Regions from separate parts of the Homo sapiens genome. Here region 2 is linked to region 1. A link is a contact called in ENCODE Hi-C data. All regions are on one chromosome and are shown on one strand. The core of a region is the stretch at or near the end of the contact, and the rest is flanking DNA. Distances in the headings are between cores, read along the strand shown. Region 1 holds the start of MEG9 (maternally expressed 9). Region 2 holds the start of LINC03117 (long intergenic non-protein coding RNA 3117).

Region 1 (3,370 bases), core at 688-3,187:
TACCAGTTGCCCCGTTACTGTTTTCTTCCTAGCTTACAGTTCTCTGAAATTGCCTAATGTTAATGTCTACCTTCTTTGTGCCCTAGACTGTGAGATTTCTCATTGGCAGAAATTTCTCTCTCTCTCTCTCTCTCTCTCTCTCTCTCTCTCTCTCTCTCATCCCCTGCTGTGTTCAGTAGCAGAACAGTGAGTGTTTGTTGATTGACTAATGGAGTCCCCAAAGGCAGGGACCGGATCAGATGAATTCCCAGGCAGGTGCTGGGCACAAAGCAGGCAGTCAATAAGATGTGGTGATGGAGTACATGAATATGTTAATTGATTTTTAGAAATTCTTCCCATTTGTTCAAAGCTGTTTGGTTTTCTAGCTTTTTCTGCCCTTCCAGGATGAGGCTGAGATTAGCTGCAGGAGGCACGAGTCAGTTGGGTCTGGGTTCTCTCTTCCACTTGTCGGGGGGTGGGGGCACCAAAGCCCCAGAGGAAGTGACAGGCCCTGTGTTCCCCTGCAGATGCCGACTGATCGCGCCCCCGCCCCTCCAGCAAACGCCCCAGCGCTGAGAGCCAAATGCTCTGGGGAACTCCATCTGCAACGGGCTGGAGCGTGGTGTTAGGGCTCATATTTTATGCATGGGGCTGACTAAATGGGAACATTTGGAGATGAAAATTGCTGTTAATGCATCTACACATCTTTGGAATATATTAAATGTGTGTGTGAGGGGAAGAGTGACATTAGCCTTATTTAATAGCTTCAATATAACCATCCCCGCACACCACGGCGTTAACAGGCACGGCCCCCCCGCCGAGTCTCCCAGGCCACCACTCAGGAAGAGTGCTGGGTGCATCACGCGCCACTTGAGAATTAGGGGGTGAGTCCGGCGTCGGCCCGGCATGCAGCAGCGTGCATGTTCCCCGCCGATTTCTAACCCAAACACAGTGACCCTGTGCCACTTGATGCAGAATTTCATTAAAAGCAAAAATGATTGATTTATCTATTGTTTGCGGAGAAGAAAAAATAAACAAAGGGCCTTTCTCATCAGATAAGCCAAATAAGAACGTGTGCCCCACAGGTGGCCAGGATGAAAGTCTCCATGGACCCTTCAACCAGAGGCTCTGTGACTTGTCCCGTCTTCAGTGCGGTGTGTAAACCCTGCCGCCGGTCCAAGTTCACGAGGTGTGCTCCCTTCTCCAGTGCAAGGGCCCGGTTTATCCCCACTATGTCTCCTGGACGTGGTTGGGAAATTGAACAACCTGGACCTCCGTTCCCATTTCCTTGTTGTTTCAGCGGGAGATAAGAGGAGAAGTAATAGCTGTCGTGTTGGGGCGCTTGCCTTGGTCCTGGGCCCCATCAGCTGCTGTGAGGAGACAGTTTCTTTTCCATAGTTGAGGAAATGGAGCGCAGAGAGGTTGAGTGAGTCAACCAAGGTCACCCAGCTGGAGGTGGGGCAGGGTCTGGCTCCAGGCTGTGTGCTCTCACCCACCCTGCTTGCACGGGCTTTAGGAATAGCCCCTGTGTCCTGGAAGACAGATCGCTCACCGAATGGGCCTCTTTTCTTGGTATCATATGATGAGGTAGGCTCACTTTCCCCCAGACTTAGCTTGCCAGAATATTCATGGTTTTTTCTCTGTACTCACCTGTCATCTCTCCAACTTGGTGCCATCACCCATGAAGTGGGATGCTTTGGTGCGTGTCTGGCCTGGGGAGAGGGCTGCTTGCTTTGTCAGAAGACTCAAAGCATGATGGGCATCCAAATACCAAAGACCTATGTTGACCTGTGTTTTTCACTCCGCTTGATGGCAGTTGAGGGCTATATTCACTGCCTCAGTTGCATGGAGTGAACAAGACCTAGTGAAGGTGGTGGGTGCGCTGAGACCATCTGGTTGATCTCTCCTGGGTGGGACCAGGTGCTCCCCTCACCACCCCCACCCTTGTCTGTGTACCACCACTCTGCACAGACACGTTGGCTGGTGCAGTCCTGGAGACCCACGGAGCTCACGGTCGTCAGGGGTCCTCAAGGATTCAGAGAACCCCCAAATGTCAGGGCTGCTCCCTTCTTGTCCTGCCTCTCTGCTCACACCCTTGGACAGGTAAGAAAACTGAGGTCCACAGAGGGCAGGGTGCATTGCTGTGGCTTTTGTTCTGAGCACTGTCTCCCCAGCTTTGGGGTTGAGACTCTGGGGTCAAGACCCACCTCTGATGAACGAGCGGCTTCCTTCTTTGTAAAAATTGAGGCGACCCAGACCAAGAAGGGCTGCAAAATCACCAAGCCAGGACCTCAATACCCAAGGGGCTGGGGTTTCGGCCACCCTGTGGCAGAGCTTTTAGAAGCCAGGGCCCTTGGCTCGGCAGTGCTGGCTCATAGTAGGTGCTTAGTTCATGCCTGTCTCCTTGGATGAAATCTGACCATAGACACCAGTGCAAAGCAGGTGTTCAACACAGGAGGGTGTACTGAACCCGATCTCTCTATCACCAGGAGGAAGCACACGGGAGGCACTCAGAGAACGTTTGTGGAATGAATAAATAAAAGCATATTTTGAGGGAATAAAGAAGCAGAAAAACAAAGAAGAATCTGGGGAAGATGGGCATAAATCTCCACCAAGTGCTGCCAAGGCTTCCCAGGCGAGGCTGCTGAAAAGACCCTGTGGAGGTAGAGGGACAATTTGTCATGGATGGGAATGGGCTTGAGGGCCGGGAAGCAGGGCATGATGGGGCCTCATTCATCATTTTCCCGTTATCCCAGCAGCGTGCAGGGGAGCAGGTACAGCACCTGCCTGTGCAGCTGCACTGCCTGCCCGAAGGCCCTAGGCCCTGGGCCAAGTGAGTGACCAGAGGGGGACTGGGAATGGAAAGGACCTCAAGGAAGGACAAGCTGAGCTCTGGGAGGCCACCTCCTCCAGGAAGCCTTCCCTGATTCATCCTTCACAGGCAGTCTCAATTTGCAGTCAGATATCCACTGCTCTGATTCTTAGATCAGCAAGTATCTCCCTACCCAGACTGCAGGCTCTGCTGGGGCCGCGGCTGTTTCTGACTTGTGCACAATGGCATCCCTGTACCTAGCACAGGACTGAGTCCAGAGAAAGTGCTCAGTGATGCTTGTTGGCCTTGTCTCTCCTCTGTGGGCAGCACAGGGCACCCGGCGGGTCCTGAGGGTGTGGACATCCCACGGCAGAGCCTGCGGTTGATCCCGACCATGAACCAAGGCCTGGGGCGGGGGTGGCCACATCAGGCCACTTCTGCCAGGAGAGATGTGGCTGTGAGCTGGGGGTCTGGCCTGTCCCCGGAGGCATTCCTTGGGTTTGCATCCATCAGAAGATCCACTGGTTGCCTCTATTTGGGCCTGGAGCAGGGATGGGATTTTTCCAAGGTACATGGGGT
Region 2 (3,057 bases), core at 496-2,995, 410 kb after region 1:
TCCCGGGGAAGGCAACAGAGATGGACTGGAGGGCACGGGAGGACACGCATTCACTGACCGTCCAGCCCAGCAAAGCAAGAAACCGTCAAAAACTAAAAATTCCATTTGTAAACAAGATCGAATTATTTGATTGTGAAACCAGGGTCCATGGAATTTAAAATAATTTAATATGAAACAATATCATTTGAAATGCTGGCCAGCCAAGGACCTGGACGGGGAGGGGGACTCTGTCCTCCTGTGCCCAGCCACGTGGAAACCCAGCCTCAGAGAATAATAACAAATCATTCTACAGCAAGTGTGGCTGAGATTCAGCTACGTGGCAGCCCCAGGCCAGGCCCGGGGGGCAGCCGGCGAAGACTCCTCGTCCTCTCAGAGTTTACGGTCTAACTGAGCAGACCAGGGTTGGACAATTAAATAACGATGCCAGAAAGCAGGAGAGGAGTGAGTGGGTGGCACTCAAGCCAAAAGGGAGGCCTGATAGAGCCAAGGGGAGTGTGCTGTGGGCCATGGCACTGCCAGAGGAGGCTCTTGGGTGCTCTGGCACCGCAGTGAGCAGCTGGGGGCTTGGTAAGTAGGGAAAGCCAGCACTCAGAGGAGAAGGTGGCAGAAAAAGAAATATTCAGAATAGGAAGCGTGATCATTTGCAACCCCAGCTTTGTCTTGTACTGCCCATGCCAACTTGGGCAAGCACGTTATCCCAAGCCTCAGTCTTCTCATCTACAGAATGGGAACAATCCCAGTCCCTACTTCCTGGCTGTTGTGAGGGTCGGAAATCATTCACGTGCAGCCCTCTGGGAGCCCGTGTCCCTGACAGACAGTGGTGCTCCAGGTGGAGCACGAGGCACCGCTGGCGCTGTAAGCAGATGCCTGTGGAGGGAGGGGAGGAGCAGGTTTCCTAGAGGCCTGGGAGGGGCTGATGCCTCTGCAGTGGGCTCTGCACTCAGCTGCCTTGAAATCCCAGCAACAGTGCCTGCCTGGAGTGACGGGAGCAGGCTCTTTGGGGACCGGGGGGTCAGGAGGGCACATGCACGTGCCTTGCAGCTGGTGCCTCTTGGAAGGATGGGGAGGCGGGGACCCGGCAGACCCTGGTGCACCGACACTCCACAGCCATGTCTTCTGCCTCAACATAAACACGATTGGGAATAGTTCAGGACTGTAAGAGCAAGAAAAACAAACCCAGGGAAACCAAAGAGCGCGCAAATGCTAACTTTCATGTCACATCCAGAAACCACATGTTCATCAAGCCACCTGCGGGCTTGTAACTCAGTGGGGAGACACAGGGTTGTTGTCCTTAGAAAAATCAAGCTATCCTTACAGCTGCAAGGGGAAAAGTCCAGTTGCTGCCTCCCCTCCATCATCCTGGACCAGGTCCCCCCACAGAACAGCCCTTTGAGGCAGCCAGGGAGCTTCCCGTCGCTGTGGCCACCTGGGGCATGGCCCCTAAACCTTTCCGTGCACAGGGGGTTGGGGAAAAGCCCCGGACCTCCAGGCTGATGAGTGGCAGGCCCAGAACCCCCATCAGGGTGCCCAGCTCCCCAGTCTCCCTGTCTCACCACCACCCCAACCTGGGCTCAGCCGCCCCCGTTCAGGGCAGGCAGGACTTGTCCTGGCCTCGGGGAGGGGCCGGGGAAGAGGAGAGAAGACCCCAGTGGGGCCCCCCAGGCCCGCACATGCCGCCCGACTACCTGTGGGCTTGGGGAGGGCTCCAGATCACTCCTGCCCTCAGAGACGGCGATGCTGAGAAGTGTTATTTTTATTCCTCCCCAAGCCTTGCCAGATTACATTGTCAAGGCCAGCACTTTGGAGATATTTCCTTGGTTTCGCAATTCACACAGTGACTAACACATGTTACATTTTGAAAACTTCTCTGGGTAAAAATTTAAGCTGAATTGTAAATACATAAAAGTCTCAACGTTAATGGGGTACATGATATCTCAGTGACTATTGTGTAACACCAAGATTCGGAAAGGATGTGGAATTCCATATAGTCGGGTGAGGATGCCGTCCCAGAGCCGCCCTGTGAAAGCATCATTGTGAGCAGCAACCTTGCCTTTCTCTGCGGTTATGTAAGTTACAAAACCCTTTGCCTCTTGGCCTCGTGAGGCATCAGGACCCTCAGGAGGCTGGAACTGCAGAGCTCCGCCCGCGATGATGAATCCCCTCCAGGGGGCATGTGCACACGTGCCCGGCACACCCTGCCAGGGGCTTCATGCTTGTGACCTCCTTGGCACCATGAGGCACTGGGCTACAGGTGACAAAACTGAGGCACATGCATGTTAAGGGACTTGCCTAAGGACATCCCCTGACAGAGGCAAGCAGGACTCAATCCCAGATGGAATGCTCACTGCTATGCCCATCACCCCCTCAGCCCCTGGTGCTGGGCAGCTATGAGCCATGCTGTGCCGTGTCATGCACACTGCACCCCCCCCCCAATGATGGCACAGGATGGCCCCCACCAGGACAGGCGATGCATGGGCGGTCACCTGGGGTCACTGTCAGAGCATCTGGACTACGAAATGAAGGGGATGGGCCACTTGGCAGTGTCCCTACGCAAGCCAGAGCTACAGGAGCACCTGGGCATAGGTGTGGGAAGGAGGCAGGGAGAGAAGGAAGGAAGCAGAGAAGCCAAGAGTGGTTGGGGAGTGGCTGTGTTGGGAGCCAGTCCCCCCACTGCCCAGGCTCCTGCCCAGCCGAGTGCCCAGAGCCCTGCCCATCTGCAGCAGCCCTGCCCAGCCCTCCCGAGCCTCCACCTGCCTGTTCATTGCTTTGCTGGATGACGCTTATCAGCCTCTACTTGGCCAGTTTTCTGTTTCATTTCCCCGTTCAACATTGATCTCCACACAGGACTGTAGACTCCATGCAGGCAGCACACTGTCTGCCGGGCTCCTGGCCGCATCACCAGAGCCTGGCCCCAGGACTGGGCATGGTGGGCATTGAGTAGTTATTTGTTGAATGTATGCACCTCCGAAAGAAAGAGGGAGCCACCATCCTCGCCTCGCTGCTGTGGCTCACTGAGTGGCTTTACCACCTAAGATGCCTGCTGCCTTTCTCCTGCTC

Evidence for each region. A loop is a pair of places that touch in the nucleus more often than their neighbours do. Pooled maps may share reads with other maps.
Region 2: a map of PC-3 shows a loop between it and region 1 (8-fold over the local background). The contact joins the promoter of LINC03117 here to the promoter of MEG9 in region 1. A Hi-C loop is called at or near these places in 2 of 168 maps with a recorded cell type or tissue (PC-3 and posterior vena cava) and 1 of 50 pooled maps.

The regions. Positions count from the first base shown.
Region 1 is chr14:101,067,974-101,071,343 of GRCh38, forward strand. It overlaps MEG9 (maternally expressed 9), which reads left to right and starts at 1,938. Exons shown (of 2, transcript NR_047664.1): 1 at 1,938-2,082; 2 at 2,469-3,370.
Region 2 is chr14:101,474,045-101,477,101 of GRCh38, forward strand. LINC03117 (long intergenic non-protein coding RNA 3117) reads right to left here and starts at 1,746. Exons shown (of 4, transcript XR_944220.2): 1 at 1-1,746. RefSeq lists enhancers at 1-471, 1,775-2,452.